Linked DNA regions of Homo sapiens: region 2 is linked to region 1. Evidence: read pairs that join two places in POLR2A ChIA-PET (ENCODE). Cell type or tissue: Caco-2. All regions are shown on one strand.

Region 1 (8,000 bases):
AAACTGTCTCTCTCTCTCTGTGTGTCTCTCTCTGTGTTTCTCTCTCTTTCCCCATCTCTTCTTCTCCTTCCCACTCCCTCTCTGTCTCTCTCCCTGTCTCCCCTCATCTCTCTCTCCCGTTCCCCCCACATATATATGGTGCTGGTCTGCTGGCCTTAAATCCTCTCAGTGTTTATCTGAGAAAGTTTTTATTTCTTTTTCATATTTTATTTTATTTAAGACAGAGTCTCTCCCTGTCACCCAGGCTAAAGTGCAGTGGTGTGATCATGGCTTATTGCAGCCTCAACCTCTTAGGCTCAAGCAGTCTCCCTACCTCAGCCTCCCAAGTAGCTGGGACCATAGGCACACACCACCATGCCTGGCCTCTTATCTTTTAAAATATTTTTTCTAGGTAAAGAATTCTATGTTAAAAGTTATATTTCTGGGGTCAGATGTGGTGGCTCACACCTGTAATCCTAGCACTTTGGGAGGCCAGGGTGGGAGGATCACTTGAGGCCAAGAGTTTGGGAACCAGCCTGGGGAGCTTAGTAGCAAGACCTTGTCTCTACAAAAAAAATTAAAAAATGAGCCAGGCTTGGTCGTGCACACCTGTAATCCTCACTACTCAGGAGGCTGAGGTGGGAGAATCACTTGAGCCCAGGAGTTCGAGGCCATGGTGAGCCATAATTGCATGTCACTGCACTTCAGCCTGGGCAACAGGGCAAGACCCTATTTCTATAAAAGATATATATTTCTTTGATACAAAGATACCACTCCATCATGTTCTGGCCTCCATGATTTCCAATAAGAAGTCTGCTATAATTCTTATTTTTGTTTCTGTATAAGTAATATATGTTTTTTCTTTGTCTTCAGGATTTTCTCTTTATCTTTTGTTTTCAGCAGCTTGAATATCATATGTGTAGGTGAGGGTTTTTGTTTTCTTTTTGTTTTTATATTTACTCTTCTTGGAATTCTCTAAGATTCTTGGAGATAGATTATATATTATATATATATGTATTTTTTTTTTGAGACAGAGTTTTGCTTTGTCACCATGCTGGAGTGCAGTGGCGCGATCTTGGCTCACTGCAGCCTCCGCCTCCCAGGTTCAAGCAATTCTCCTGCCTCAGCCTCCTGAGTAGCTGGGACTACAGGAGCGCACCACCATGCCCAGCTAATTTTTGTATTTTTTTAGAAGAGACGGGGTTTCACCATGTTGGCCAGGATGGTCTTGATCTCTTGACCTTGTGATCTGCCTGCCTTGGCCTCCGGAAGTGTTGGAATTACAGGTGTGAGCCACTGCACCCGGCCTTTTTTTTTTTTTTTTTTTTGAGAAGGAGTTTTCCTCTTGCTGTCCAGACAGGAGTGCAATGGCGTGATCTCGGCTCACTGCAACCTCCAGTTCCTGGGTTCCAGCGATTCTCCTGCCTCGGCCTCGCGAGTAGCTGGGATTACAGGCGTGTGCCACCATGCCTGACTAATTTTATATTTTTAGTAGAGACCCTGTTTCACCATGTTGGTCATGCTGGTCTTGAACTCCTGGCCTCAGGTTACTTGGATCTATATTTTGATGTCTCTTATTAATTTTGGAAATTTCTTGGCCATTATATCTTGAAATATTTCTTCTGCCCATTCTCTCTCTTCTTTTGGTATTCTAATTATGCATATGTTTGATACTTTGATGTGTCCCGCAGCTCTTGGATGTTATGTTACATTGTTGATATTGGGGGTTTTTTGTTTTGTTTCGTTATTTAAACTTTTCTGCGTTTTAGTTTAGCTAATTTCTGTTTATCTGTCTTTTTGAGTTCATCGATTCTTTCTTTGGCTTTCAGGTCTAGTAATGATCCTATCGAAGGCATTCATCATCTCTGTTACTGTGTTTTTCACTTTTAGCATTCCTTATTTGATTTTTTCTTACAGTTTCCATTTCTTTGTTTTACTTTCTATGTGAATTTTTATCTATATTCTTCCCAGATAGCAGCCATACTGGGCAAGATTTGGATTCCCTTAGTTTTTTCTTATGTCTCTTTTGCATATCTTAGGTTTGGAAAAACCTTTTCACCCAGAAATCACCAAGAGCTCTCCAAAATAGGACGTTGGTGCACTCAAGCTAGCTCTAGAAAGCAGGAAATGACAGGAGAGTCACAGACTGGTTGCATTGTAGAGCAAAGAGCTGCTGGGTGTATCCATCAACCTGATTGATTTTCTCAGGGTCAGTGGTCACCTAAGTCTATTCTTTCTTTCCTTATCTACTTCAGAAGACCATCAAAATATTTACTCATGTTAAACCTAAACAAAATGAATATGGGTTACTTTTACATATCTTGTGTTCTTGAATAAGTCATAGGTCCTGGATTTTGGCAGTTTGGTAACGTAAGGTTTATAGAACTTCACAAGGGCCCATTTTTCTGTCAGTTCCAAAACAAGAAACTTCCTGAGTCCTTCATCTAAAATATATTGTCTCGGCTGGGTGCAGTGGCTCGTGCCTGTTATCCCAGCACTTTGGGAGGCTGAGGCGGATGGATCACCTGAGGTTAGGACTTCGAGACCAGCCTGACCAATATGGTGAAACCCTGTCTCTACTAAAAATGCAAAAATTAGCCAGGCGTGGTGGCATGCACCTGTAATCCCAGCTACTCAGGAGGCTGAGATAAGAGAATTGCTTGAACCCAGGAGGTGGAGGTTGTAGTGAGCTGAGATTGCACCACTGCACTCCAGCCTGGGCGACAGAGTGAAACTCTGTCTCAAAAAAAAAAAAAAAAATGTCTCTATCTGGCCACAGTCACAAATGTTTGTTCATTTGTTCATTCATTCATTCAAATGTTTTGTAAGCCTGCTATCTCAGCGTTACTACATTCCATTCAGATTACACTGATGAACAAGATGTCTTTCCTCCAGGAGCTAGAGAGATTCCTACTTCACTAATACAAGAGTGTGGTTAGTACTCTAATGGAGGTGCAACATGCTATGGGACACAGAGGGTGTAGTATTTCATTTGGGCTAGGGGAGATTGGTTAGTGCTTTCTGGAAAAGGTAGCATTGTAACTGGGTTTTAAAAAATTATTAGGATCTTGACAGGCAAAGAGGTGGATGGCCATTCTAAGCTAAGTAAACAGCTTATGTAAAGGCACTAATTCATGAAGCATTTGGTAAACAATTTATGTTCTATTCCTTTGAGAGCCTGGTTCATTTTCTTCTCTTACTCCGGTTATTAGACTTACTATTTGTTGTTGTCCTTTCTCTTTTTCTGGCTATTTTTACCTCCTTTGTTTTCCTATAGTTCCTCATGGTAGATCTTATGGCATTAGTTTTATAGTCTAGGACACAGAGATGAAGGATCACCTGTATTGCCTCCAAGTGGAAGTGCAGGGCAACATTATTTCTCTATTTAACCTGTGTTTCAGTGTGTGTACTTAGAATAGTAAAGTGAATCTTGCATGAATGTAGGCCCTGCCCACAGGGCAGATGACTCCATACTAGAACATAGTGGAATAGACAAAAACCTTCTACAGCATGTATGAGACACTTGGCCCATCGACCCTCTTCATGCCCTTTACATTCAGCACCCTCATATTGACTTCTCTCTCCTCTTTCCTACCAAGCAAGGGAGTACTGTTCAAAGACGCAAATGCATTCTGCCCTAGTTTCTTTTTATTGCTAAAAACATTTATCTTTACCCTACAACCTACTTTTCTATTTATTTTCAACATTTAGCAGGTTGTTTAAAAAGGGACCAAAAAATAAAACAGGACCATCTTCCTTGTTTCAGGGACTGGTAGGCAGGCATTAAGGTTAAGGTAGGGGTTAAGACCAGATCCTATTTTGCAGTCTGCCTGGGAGGTGAAAAACCTGGGAAGAAGACCGCTGGTAGCATATGTATGGAAAGGAGACAGGCTGCCCTTACATCTTTTCAGGAGGAAAAACTGCCAGGGGGAGCCAGGCATATATGGAGAAGAATCCTTAATGGTTTATACTCTTGGGAAGTCCTGTACCCAGCCAGTTATTTGCTTTGACTTGGCTGTTTAAGGTCTGGTTCTGGTCTTTTTTTTTCCCCCTAACCAAGACAAATGAGGCTCAATTAAGGAAAAGGGACATAAGATACCTATTCCAAAACTGAATTCCTTTTAACTCTCATGAAATGACAAATAGAATTGTTAGTATATGTGAGCACTGAGAATTACTTTATTGATGAACACTGGTATTTTCTCTGGTGTAGGAAGCTGAACCATCTATCTCCAGAAATGTCTTCAGAAAGTAAAGAGCAACATAACGTTTCACCCAGAGACTCAGCTGAAGGAAATGACAGTTATCCATCTGGGATCCATCTGGAACTTCAAAGGGAATCAAGTACTGACTTCAAGCAATTTGAGACCAATGATCAATGCAGACCTTATCATAGGATCCTTATTGAGCGTCAAGAGAAATCAGATACAAACTTCAAGGAGTTTGTTATTAAAAAGCTGCAGAAGAATTGCCAGTGCAGTCCAGCCAAAGCCAAAAATATGATTTTAGGTTTCCTTCCTGTTTTGCAGTGGCTCCCAAAATACGACCTAAAGAAAAACATTTTAGGGGATGTGATGTCAGGCTTGATTGTGGGCATATTATTGGTGCCCCAGTCCATTGCTTATTCCCTGCTGGCTGGCCAAGAACCTGTCTATGGTCTGTACACATCTTTTTTTGCCAGCATCATTTATTTTCTCTTGGGTACCTCCCGTCACATCTCTGTGGGCATTTTTGGAGTACTGTGCCTTATGATTGGTGAGACAGTTGACCGAGAACTACAGAAAGCTGGCTATGACAATGCCCATAGTGCTCCTTCCTTAGGAATGGTTTCAAATGGGAGCACATTATTAAATCATACATCAGACAGGATATGTGACAAAAGTTGCTATGCAATTATGGTTGGCAGCACTGTAACCTTTATAGCTGGAGTTTATCAGGTAAGCAGCAATGAAACAATTGGTTATTTCTAGAAAAGTAATCTAGTACATGAAATCTCATATCTCTAAGGGATCTGAGGAATCACAATAATTAAAGGTATCATTTATTGAGAGTTCAGGATATATGAAGGGTAGAGGCAAAATTCAAACCCTAACCTGACTCCACAGGTAATATAAGGCTGGTTCACTGGACCTCCACCACCCAGTACAACTCCTTAATTTTACATGTCAGAAAATCTTGGCTTTGCTTGAGATTATTTGTGGCTGGTTATTGGCAGAGTCAGCATTAGCAGTTAGGCAAGTGGGTAACAGAATGGAGTTGAGAGTGCAGGAGTTTCTCACTTTTTTTTTTTTTCTGGAGACAGGGTCTCACTCTGTCACGCTGGAGTGCAGTGGCACTATCTTAGTTCACTGCAACGTCCGCCTCCCTGGCTCAAGCAGTCCTCCTACCTCAACCTCCTGAGTAGCTAGGACTACAGGCACATGCTACCACACCTGGCTAATTTTATTTTATTTTATTTTATTTTATTTTTTATTTTTATTTTTTGTAGAGACAGGGTTTTGCCACGTTGCCCAGGCTGGTTTCAAACTCCTGAGCTCAAGCAATCCTCCCGTCTTGGCCTCCCAAAGTGCTGGGATTATAGCCATGAGCCACCACACCCAGCCTCAAATTCTAAATGTCTCTTACCTTCCATTAAAATTGCTGATCTATTGAGCAACTCTTACTAAAGGTAGTGGTTGTCTTGGATTGTTGGGGAGGGAGGGAAAAAGTTGGGGACCACAGTTTCATATTATCAGCCAGGAGAAAGGATAAGAAATCAAATTCTTGAGTCTCCCATAGAATCCACTAATCTGTCATTATCATCATGCCCCTGGCTTTTGGCATCCAGGAGTCAGTGCCAGGATTAAACCTTCTCTAATGCAGGCATTTCAAACCAACAAGGGAAGGGGAAGAGTAGCTCACTTTAGTTGGTGCTCAGATGAGTGGGGAGGGAGAGTGAAGATGGTGTGAAGATGAGCTGTCTACTCATATATAATGGTAAATAATAAGTCTACTTACTTATTTATTATTTATTCATTTATTTATAAAGAGACAGGGTCTCTCTATGACCAAACTCCTGGGCTCAAGTGATCCTCCCAATATTGCCTCCCCAAATGCTGGGATTACAGGCATGAGCCATCACGCCCAACCAACTTTTGCCTTTTTGTTAGTATGTCCCACCAAGAAGGAAGAAGGCATAACAATTCTGAAAACTTATTAGACAGAGGAAAATATAAAGAAGTAAAAATGCAGAATTTTTATTAATATGGGAGACAGTGTGGCATAAGTACATATATACTGCATGAGAATGGTTTCTTAGTATGAGGTTAAAGATAATCTACAATAATTTTTAAAGTGTGATTCTACTTTGATGTAAATCTAATTTTTTGTTTTACCAATTAAAACTTCACTTGTACACTTGCTCTTAGCCAAGAGGCTGAGAAGCCGTAAGACTTCACTTTTACAGTAGTGATTTGTAATTTAAGGAAAATACTTGGTTTCTTAACTAGAATAATTTTTTCCAATTTGAAGTTTTCTTGTGGATCCTTGAGAATGTTTTTCTTTTAAAAGAGGTCTGTTCTTTGTGATGGGAAGAATGAAAAAAAAAAGAGGTATGAACCTTATTCAAGTTTAAGAAACGTATGAAAAGAAAGAAATCCAAAGTTCCTGTCTCACCTGGGTTAATAAGTAACAGTGTGACCTTGGGCAAGTTGCTTAGCCCTTTAAACATAATTTTCATCTTTGTAAAATGAGAAGATTGATATATGATTGTGTTTATTCTAGCTCTGACATTCTGTGATGCTCTGATGATATGTCTCCATGCAAGAAATGTCAGGATAATATAAAATTTAGAAGTTCTTTTCCATTTATATTTAACACTTCTATATCCTTCCTTCCAGGTAGCGATGGGCTTCTTTCAAGTGGGTTTTGTTTCTGTCTACCTCTCAGATGCCTTGCTGAGTGGATTTGTCACTGGTGCCTCCTTCACTATTCTTACATCTCAGGCCAAGTATCTTCTTGGGCTCAACCTTCCTCGGACTAATGGTGTGGGCTCACTCATCACTACCTGGATACATGTCTTCAGAAACATCCATAAGACCAATCTCTGTGATCTTATCACCAGCCTTTTGTGCCTTTTGGTTCTTTTGCCAACCAAAGAACTCAATGAACACTTCAAATCCAAGCTTAAGGCACCGATTCCTATTGAACTTGTTGTTGTTGTAGCAGCCACATTAGCCTCTCATTTTGGAAAACTACATGAAAATTATAATTCTAGTATTGCTGGACATATTCCCACTGGGTTTATGCCACCCAAAGTACCAGAATGGAACCTAATTCCTAGTGTGGCTGTAGATGCAATAGCTATTTCCATCATTGGTTTTGCTATCACTGTATCACTTTCTGAGATGTTTGCCAAGAAACATGGTTACACAGTCAAAGCAAACCAGGAAATGTATGCCATTGGCTTTTGTAATATCATCCCTTCCTTCTTCCACTGTTTTACTACTAGTGCAGCTCTTGCAAAGACATTGGTTAAAGAATCAACAGGCTGCCATACTCAGCTTTCTGGTGTGGTAACAGCCCTGGTTCTTTTGTTGGTCCTCCTAGTAATAGCTCCTTTGTTCTATTCCCTTCAAAAAAGTGTCCTTGGTGTGATCACAATTGTAAATCTACGGGGAGCCCTTCGTAAATTTAGGGATCTTCCCAAAATGTGGAGTATTAGTAGAATGGATACAGTTATCTGGTTTGTTACTATGCTGTCCTCTGCACTGCTAAGTACTGAAATAGGCCTACTTGTTGGGGTTTGTTTTTCTATATTTTGTGTCATCCTCCGCACTCAGAAGCCAAAGAGTTCACTGCTTGGCTTGGTGGAAGAGTCTGAGGTCTTTGAATCTGTGTCTGCTTACAAGAACCTTCAGATTAAGCCAGGCATCAAGATTTTCCGCTTTGTAGCCCCTCTCTACTACATAAACAAAGAATGCTTTAAATCTGCTTTATACAAACAAACTGTCAACCCAATCTTAATAAAGGTGGCTTGGAAG
Region 2 (8,000 bases), 210 kb before region 1:
CCTCAGTGAACAAGTACAGGACCTGGTTGGGTGATCAGAATCCACATGGAATCTCCTGTGTCATCATGTGCCCCAGCAGGTGCCATCTTTTGGGAACAGGGTGTGGACAGGTACAACACATGCCCCCAGGAACTCATCACCACGGGGATTCCAAGAGGGCTGAGGCCAGCCCTGCCTGTGGTCTTCAGCCTTCTTTCCAGGCTCCATGGTGTCTTGTATCTCTACTGGGGGTTGTATTCTTTTTGTTTGTTTCTTGTTTTTAATTCAACAAACATTTAATAATTGTAAAATTTTAATATTTTGCTTCTAGTTGTAAAGAAGATATAATTAAAGACTTGGCCATTAGTTTCATACATTCCCAATAACGGTGGTTCATATAATCATATCTTTTCCTGCTTTGTTTTTTAACTATAAAATGAAAGGCTAGTTTTAGAATTTTATTACAAAAGAATTAAATCTTTGTTGAAGAAAATTAAAGAACTGCAGATATACCCTTTCAAAGGAAATAAAAACCACCCATAATTATTTAAAAGTGACTATTATTTCTTTTTTCACATATTTATTTTTCCTTTAAAAAAGTCAGATCATATTGTCTTTATGACTTTTTCATTTAGCATTATATTGAAGAATCTATCTTTATTAAGGCCTTATAGATCTTCATTAAGGTTTAAAGAAGGTTTTTTCCATGGCCTTAAATTGGTTCACCTCCTCATTTGATGACAGTAGGATTCCTCATGGATGTAGCTTGAGATTCTGTTTTGTGGTTTGCACTTCTCTCTTCTTGAGAGCCAGTTATGTTTTACTCATGACCTCAGGCAAGTAATTGACTTGTTTGCCTCTTTATTTATTTGTACAGGAGGAAAATAACTGCACTTCTCTTGGAGTGGATGGGAGGGGTGAACAAGCAGAGGGGCCTAGTACTGGTGAAAGCTGTAGCAACAGTGGCCACCGTGGAGCAGGAGGGGCAGGAGAGGTACTACCATTTCCCATTTGGTACCCAGAAGCCAGACACTGAGGGTTAAGTTACCTGTCTTCAGCAGCTGTTGACCCAAGTTGGACTTGGGCAGCATACAAATGAGAGTTAGCCTGAGCCCTGGGCTGGGGTGGGTTGGTTCATTGCAAAGATGGAGCTCCTCCGGCTCCTTCCCTCATCCTCACAAACCAGAGGAAGTGTATTTGGTTGAAAATGACCCACATCCTTCACCAGGCATGCTGCCAGCAGCAGCATGGGGCAGCTGCAAGGCTGCTGCTTGGGAGTTGGTGAATGGCCTGGCTGCCAAGAGCCCCCTGGGCCAGGGGCCACCCACACCCACCCTGGATATTGAGGCTCAGAGAGGCAGTGCTATTTGCCTAAGTCAGGCAGCTTGTTAGTGGCAGAGCTGGGATTTGAACCCAAGGCTTTTCCACTGCATCTTCCATGTTAGACTCATTCACCCTGTGAGTTGGAACACCCATTATGTGCAAGGAGCTCCAGCGCTCCCACAGGGTGCTCCAGACATGAAGAAGCTATGGTCCTTGCTGAAATGGCACACACATAATACAGGAGATGCTGCAAGAGCCAAGGATGCCCTAGGGACACTTATCTGGTTCATTCCTTACGCATACACTGTGCCAGGCTGTGTACTCAGCACCATGGACACGAATGTGAACAAGCAGACCACAGAGGGCCAGCAGACAGCAAACTGCCAGCAGATTGAGGGGCAGAGAGCACTGTGGACAGCAGAGGGCTCTGGGCAGCAGTTCCTGGGAAGAATTGTTGTGGTGGGACTTAAGGTTGGGCTATCCCAGCCGCAGTGCTCCTGAAACCAGGGGCACAGTCTTGGCATTGAATGGTAGCTATGGGAAGGGCTTTTGACCAACTCACCTGGATCTGAGGATTCTGCTACTTAACATGCTGTGTGACCTTGGGCACATGGCTTGGCTTTTCTGAGCTTTTTCCTTGTTTAAAGAGGATACTATTATCTGCCTCACAGAGTGGGTGTGAGAATTAAATGAGAATAAAGGGACTTGAATGTATCTCCAGCAGCCATGTGATTATTGTCATCAGGGGGTGGCAGCAAGTGTAGAGAAGGCAGGGACACGTTTGGGGTTGACATTGCACATTATAGAGTGAAACATAAGTGGAGCCCAAATGCTATGCTTATGTGACACACATTGTCCTAGTAATGATCTCATGCACCTGCTGCACAAATAAGAAAGGAATTGTAGCCTGCTGCGCATGGCTGCCCCTTGAGAGAGGAGGAGAGGAGTTATTTCTGGAATTTGCCCCAAGGTATAGCAGGTCCCTTTTGACTTGGTCCCACAGTGTACACCCAGTCCTGTTGGGCATTTAAGGAGAGCTTGCTCATCTTGAAGAAAAGTCTCCTAATGCCCAGAACTGGGGGATGGGGATTAATGGGGAGATTTCTGGAACCTAGGCATATTTCCTGCTGCTCTAGTTATTAAAGCAGCGCAGGGCATCTGGGCGGATTTGTTCAGTGATGCTGGCAGGCATCCGGCCCCTTCCCACACTCCATAGTGCAGACTGCTTGGGGTCTAATCCTGCTGCGGTGGCTTTTTTTCTTTTCTTTTTCCAGCTTTATTGAGGTAAACTTGACAAATAAAAACTGTGTTATTTAACGTACATAATGTGATGATTTGATGTATGTATATACTGTGAAAAGATGACCACAATCAAGCTAATTAACATATCCAACACCTCACACAGTTATCTTTGTGTGTGTGTGCTTGTGTGTATGTGTCTGTGTGTGTGGTGAGAACGTTTAAGATCTACTCTCTTAGTCAATTTCAAGTATACAATATAGTGTTTAGTCACATCGCTGTAGTGTAGATCTCCAGGATTTATTCATCCTGCATGACTGAAACTTTGTACTATCTGACAAACACCTCCCCATTTCCTCTGTCCTTCAGCCCCTGGTCACCAGCATTCTACCTTGTGCTTTTCCCACTTCTGGGTATGTATCCAAAGGAAATGAAATCAAGATCTCAGAGAGATCTGCACTCTCACGTTCATTGCAGCATTATTTACAACAGCCAAGATATGGAAACAACCTAAGTGTTTGTTGACAGATGAATGGATAAAGAAAATGTGGTATGTACATATAACAGAATATTATGCAACCTTAAGAAAGGAAGGGAATTCTGTCATTTGTGTAGCATGGATGAACCTGGAGGACATTATGCCAAGTGAAATGAGCCAGATGCAGAAAGACAAATGCTGCGTGATGTTACTCTTGTAGAATGTAGAAAAGACTGTGACTTATTAACTTGACAGGCAATAGGTCCTGCTCTTGTCAGCCTCCTCATCCATAGCAGGGGAGCACTGTGTTATCCCGTGGACATGTGGATAACAGTAGTGCCAACCTGATTGTGGTACTGTGAGGGTAAAATAATATATGTTTAAAGAGCCTGACAGAGTGCCTGTCACCATGAGCGCTCAAGTTTTTGCTCTTGGGATTTGGATATCTGCCTATCCTTTGCTGTTCCCTCCTCAGGGAAACTGTCATCCTCTTCTCTGGCCAGACCCTGGTTCTTCTTGGGTTCTCCTGGGGACCTGTGTGAGATGATGGGATAAGTGCAAGGGCAGTGACAAGCAGGGAGGCAGGTGGGTGACTTGGGTCAGGAATCCCATGGGTTTTTTTTTTTTTTTTTGAGATGGAGTCTGTCTCCTGGGCAGGAGTGCAGGGGTGCAATCTCGGCTCACTGCAACCTCTGCCTCCTAGGCTTAAGCGCTCCTCCTGCCTCAGCCTCCCAAGTAGCTGGGATTACAGGCGCCACCATGCCCGGCTAAGTTTTTTGTATTTTTAGTAGAAATGAGGTTTTACCATGTAGCCCAGGCTGGTATCAAACTCCTGACCTCAAGTGATCCTCCCCACCTTGGACTCCCAAAGTGCTGGGATTACAGGCATGAACCACTGTGCCAGGCCCTGCAGATCTTTTCCTGTCTGCCTGCAGAGCCCTCAGGTACCTCTCTGCTGATTCCGGCAGCCTGACCCACCCATGGGGCCTCTCAGTGAATCTATCTTGTCCTGAGGGAGAATTCCAAGGCTCTCAGTCCCTCATGGAAGGGATTTTAGAGGGTGTGTTATCCAAATAGCCTCCCAGGCAGGGCTTGGGCTGTTTCTGCCTAATGCTTGTATGTGTGGAAGGCAAGGTGCTCACTGTTCTGGAGGCAGCCTATTTCATTTGGGGACAGCCTTGGCAACTTGGGTTTTGAGCTGAATCTCACTTTTATCCTCTAGTTCTCCCTCATGGCGCCAAGGTTCTCCCCCACCCCTTTTTTTAGAGATGGGTCTCGCTCTGTTGCCCAGTCTGGAGTGCAATGGTGTGATCAGGGCTCACTGCAGCCTCAACTTCCTGGGCTCAAGTGATTCTCCCACCTCAGCCTCCCAAGCAGCTGAAACTATAGGTGTGCACCATTACACCCAGCACATTTTTAATTTTTTTGTAGAGATGGGGGTCTCACCATGTTGCCCAGACTGTTCTCTAACTCCTGGGCTCCAGCAATCCTGCCTCAGCATCCCAAAGTATTAGCATTACGGGCATGAGCCACTGTGCCTGGCTCACCAAGGCCCTTGAGCACCTTCAGGTCCCTTGAGAGAGGTGACCTGCCATCCCCTGCAACTTCCCTCCCCACTCTGGCCCTGCAGCCTCGCTTGCTCCCTCCGGCCTTTGGCCCTGGTCCTGCAGGTCTCATTCTGGATTCCTCAGGGGAGCTTCATCGTGGCCCCAGGTTCTTGGGTGACTCTTGAGCCCTCTTAAAGTTGCAGCCAACCTTGGATCTTAAGTGGAATGAAAGATGTTAAACGCTTGGTGTGTTTTTCTTTTCTTGTCATCAGGGGCTGTTGGTCATGAAGAGTGGAGTTCAGGGGCAGGGGGAGGTGTTTGGAGTCTCTCATTGAGGCCTCTGTGAGCTCTGTCCTGGCTGTGGCTGAGTGGAATGTGTAGGTCCTGAGGGTTCAGAGCATGACAGCTAGAAGGGCCTTCAGAGGCCATTCACTCCTGGTTTTTTTTTTTTTTTTTTTTTTTTGCAGAGGTCTCACTCTGTCACCCAGGCTGCAGTGCAGTGGTGTGATCACAGCTCACTGCAACCTCTGCCTCCCGGGCTCAAGTAATTCTCCCATCTTAGCCTCCTGAGTAGCTGGGACTATAGGTGCGTGCCACTGCACTTGACTAATTTTTAAATTTTTCATTGAGATAAGGTCTCACTATGTTGCTTAGGCTGGTCTCAAACTCCTGGGCTCAAGTCATTTCTCTGCCTTTTTTTCTTTTTTTTTTCATTTTTGAGACGGAGTCTCTGTCGCTCGGGCTGGAGTGCAGGGGTGCAATCTTGGCTGACCGCCACCTCTGCCTCCTGGGCTAAAGGGATCCTCCCACCTCAGCCTTCCAAGTAGCTGGGATTACAGGCGCAGCACTTCCAAAGTGCTGGGATTACAGGTGTGAGCCACTGGGCCCAGCCACTCCTGGGGCTTTTCCCCTTTATTGGTCATAGCCCCATCAGAGACTCTAAAGAGTATGGACTCTCTTAATGTAAGAATGTCAAAACATAAAAAAGTTCGCATGTGATTTCATAGACTCTCTAAAAGCCATGCACAAGCCCAGAGTAAGAACTTCTATTTGAGTCCTTCTGCATTCTTTATATAGATAGAGAAACTGAGGTCCAGAGAGGCACCCACACACCTCACAGTCATTGATAGGAGGGCAGAGGGGGCCTGGATTGGCTCAGCCAGAGGCAGGGCTGGGCCATGTGTGGATGGGAGCAGGATTAGCAGTGGGGAGATGAGCAGGGAAGAGGACCAGAGGGACCTCAGCCCGGCGAGCAGTGGCCTCCAGCCCTGCACTGGAGGCTGGGCCCAAACATGAGGCTGAAGTAGGATGCGGAGAGTTGGTTAGAGATGTGGAAACTGTGCTTAGTGGTTCAAGAGAAAGTCTGGGATAGGGAGGACGTGATCTTTGGCCAGTGAAGGTGCCAGACCCAAGTAGAACAGGTGTTGGATTGGAAAGACTGCATAGACACAGACATACTGTTTTAGAATTTTACAGAGGAGGAAACTGAGTCCCAGCAAGTGGCAGGCAGCTGGGATAAGGTCAGTGCAGGTGGGTGAGTTAACTCGGAGTCTTTTGGGGTGGCAAGTGATTCACATTATTTCATTTTAATAACTTATTTAAATGCACATTTGAGAAAATATAGCTGGTACACATAATTTATTGCTAAGGATAAGTCTAAGAGGAAAAAATAAGTAGATTTAAAGACAGATATTAAGTAAACAGTAGTGGGGGTATAAAGATATGGTAACTATAGGAAGTTGGCATGAAAACCATACTGTTTAAGACCTGGCTGGATGAATGACTGACAAATTTGATCTAGACTGATCTCTGAGCCTCCAAGCATGGACTCCTCTTAGGAGAGAGTAGTACCCAAACACACATGTCCTCTACCAACTCCCTGGGGTGGGCTTCTTCTCAAGAATAGTGCAGAGAAAGAGGGAGGGACCCTGTGAAACAGTTAAGTTAGGAGAGGGTAGTACCCAAACACACATGTCCTTTACCAACTCCCTGGGGTGGGCTTCTTCTCAAGAATAGTGCAGAGAAAGAGGGAGGGACCCTGTGAAACAGTTAAGTTAGGAGAGGCGTCCTCCTGCCGTGTGACTTGGGTCAGCTTGTTAAAGGAGGCGAGAAGGCAGGGGAGGGAATATGCCTGGGCATGTAAGGCTCATCGGGACCTCGGTTACCATTTCACCTGTGCAAATTTTCAGGACTGAGTCTTTTCTCTATACTGCCCCACGAGGGGACTGACATTACTTAAGGCCTCTCTCCAGGACCCCGAGCTCAGGCCTAGCCCGATGGAGCAGAACCATCTCTGGAGCAGAACCACCCCTGACCAGAAGTCCAAAGATGTGAGACTGGGGTCAAATCTAGGTTTACTCCTAGTCGAGAAAATGGGAAGGACAATGTCATATCTCCTCTGGTCTGTGAGGTCGATGGCTGTAAAAGTTGCCCAGTGGTGAACTCAGTTAGGTCTTATCTGTTGCAGATTATGTCACTCCACCCCTCTGAGACTTCAGTTCCTTATTTCTAAACATCGACCAGCACTTTGGGAGGCCGAGGCGGGCGGATCACAAGGTCAGGAGATCAAGACCATCCTGGCCAACACGGGGAAACTCCGTGTGTACTAAAAAAAATACAAAAAATTAGCCAGGCGTGGTGGCGGGTGCCTGTAGTCCCAGCTACTCGGGAGGCTGAGGCAGGAGAATGGCGTGAACCCGGGAGGTGGAGCTTGCAGTGAGCTGAGATCGCGCCATTGCACTTCAGCCTGGGTGACAGAGTGAGACTCCGTCTCAAAAAAAAAAAAAAAAAAAAAATGGAGATAATAAAGCCCCAATCTGTGAGATTGTTTTAGGATTAAATTAGATAGTGTATTTAAAGTACTTGACAATACCTGGCACATAGTAATTGCCCAGTTTATTTAAGGCTGTTATTTTAATAAGGAGTTTTAAAAAAAATGAATACATATAGAAATGTTGTGATTACTAATCTGTGAACCAGTAGCAAAGCTATCACCTCTGAACCCTCAGGCAAAGCTTGGACCTTACAAATGATGTTGCCACCTTGTGGCAGCCTACTCAAATTGCAGGTTTAGTGTTTTTATTTTAAGTCTTGTTTTTAAATTTATGATTATGATTATGATAAGAAATCAGAAAATCTAAAGTTATGTGGTTTAGGCAACAAGGTAACCAGGAAGAACAGGCTAAAATAAAATATCTTTACTGGATTAAAAACAGAGTACCAGACCTAGCAGAGCCTTAATAATCAGTTAATCTATATATTTAAAGGTATCGCTTATTAAGGTCTTTTTCTAGGGCAGACAGCTTGACTAGCACTTTGCATCTATCCTTTGTAGTCCATCCTACTTAGCAAGATCAATATTATTAGTGTCATGTATTTCAAAAAGGGAAACTGAGGCTCAGAAGTAACTGAGTAACTTGCCTGATAACACAGAG

Evidence for each region. ChIA-PET counts read pairs that join two places held together with the same protein. Peaks named below come from ENCODE experiments on the same cell type or tissue, not always from the same donor. Only the 100,000 strongest peaks of a DNase experiment are listed, where the experiment ranks them.
Region 2: POLR2A ChIA-PET joins it to region 1 with 10 read pairs; 3 of 35 experiments call an interaction of 5 or more read pairs at or near these places.

The regions. Positions count from the first base shown.
Region 1 is chr5:149,973,436-149,981,435 of GRCh38, forward strand. It overlaps SLC26A2 (solute carrier family 26 member 2), which reads left to right. Exons shown (of 3, transcript NM_000112.4): 2 at 4,193-4,916; 3 at 6,858-8,000. The coding sequence starts at 4,218. Among named protein-coding and RNA genes, the nearest start is that of SLC26A2, 17 kb to the left of the region's middle. In Caco-2, no CTCF peak of the experiment used is centred here; no DNase peak of the experiment used is centred here.
Region 2 is chr5:149,758,522-149,766,521 of GRCh38, forward strand. All of the region lies in intron 1 of PPARGC1B (PPARG coactivator 1 beta), which reads left to right. Among named protein-coding and RNA genes, the nearest start is that of MIR378A, 30 kb to the left of the region's middle. RefSeq lists enhancers at 806-1,523, 4,961-5,831. In Caco-2, a CTCF peak has its summit at 7,592 (motif pointing left); DNase peaks (open chromatin) are centred at 2,227 and 4,039.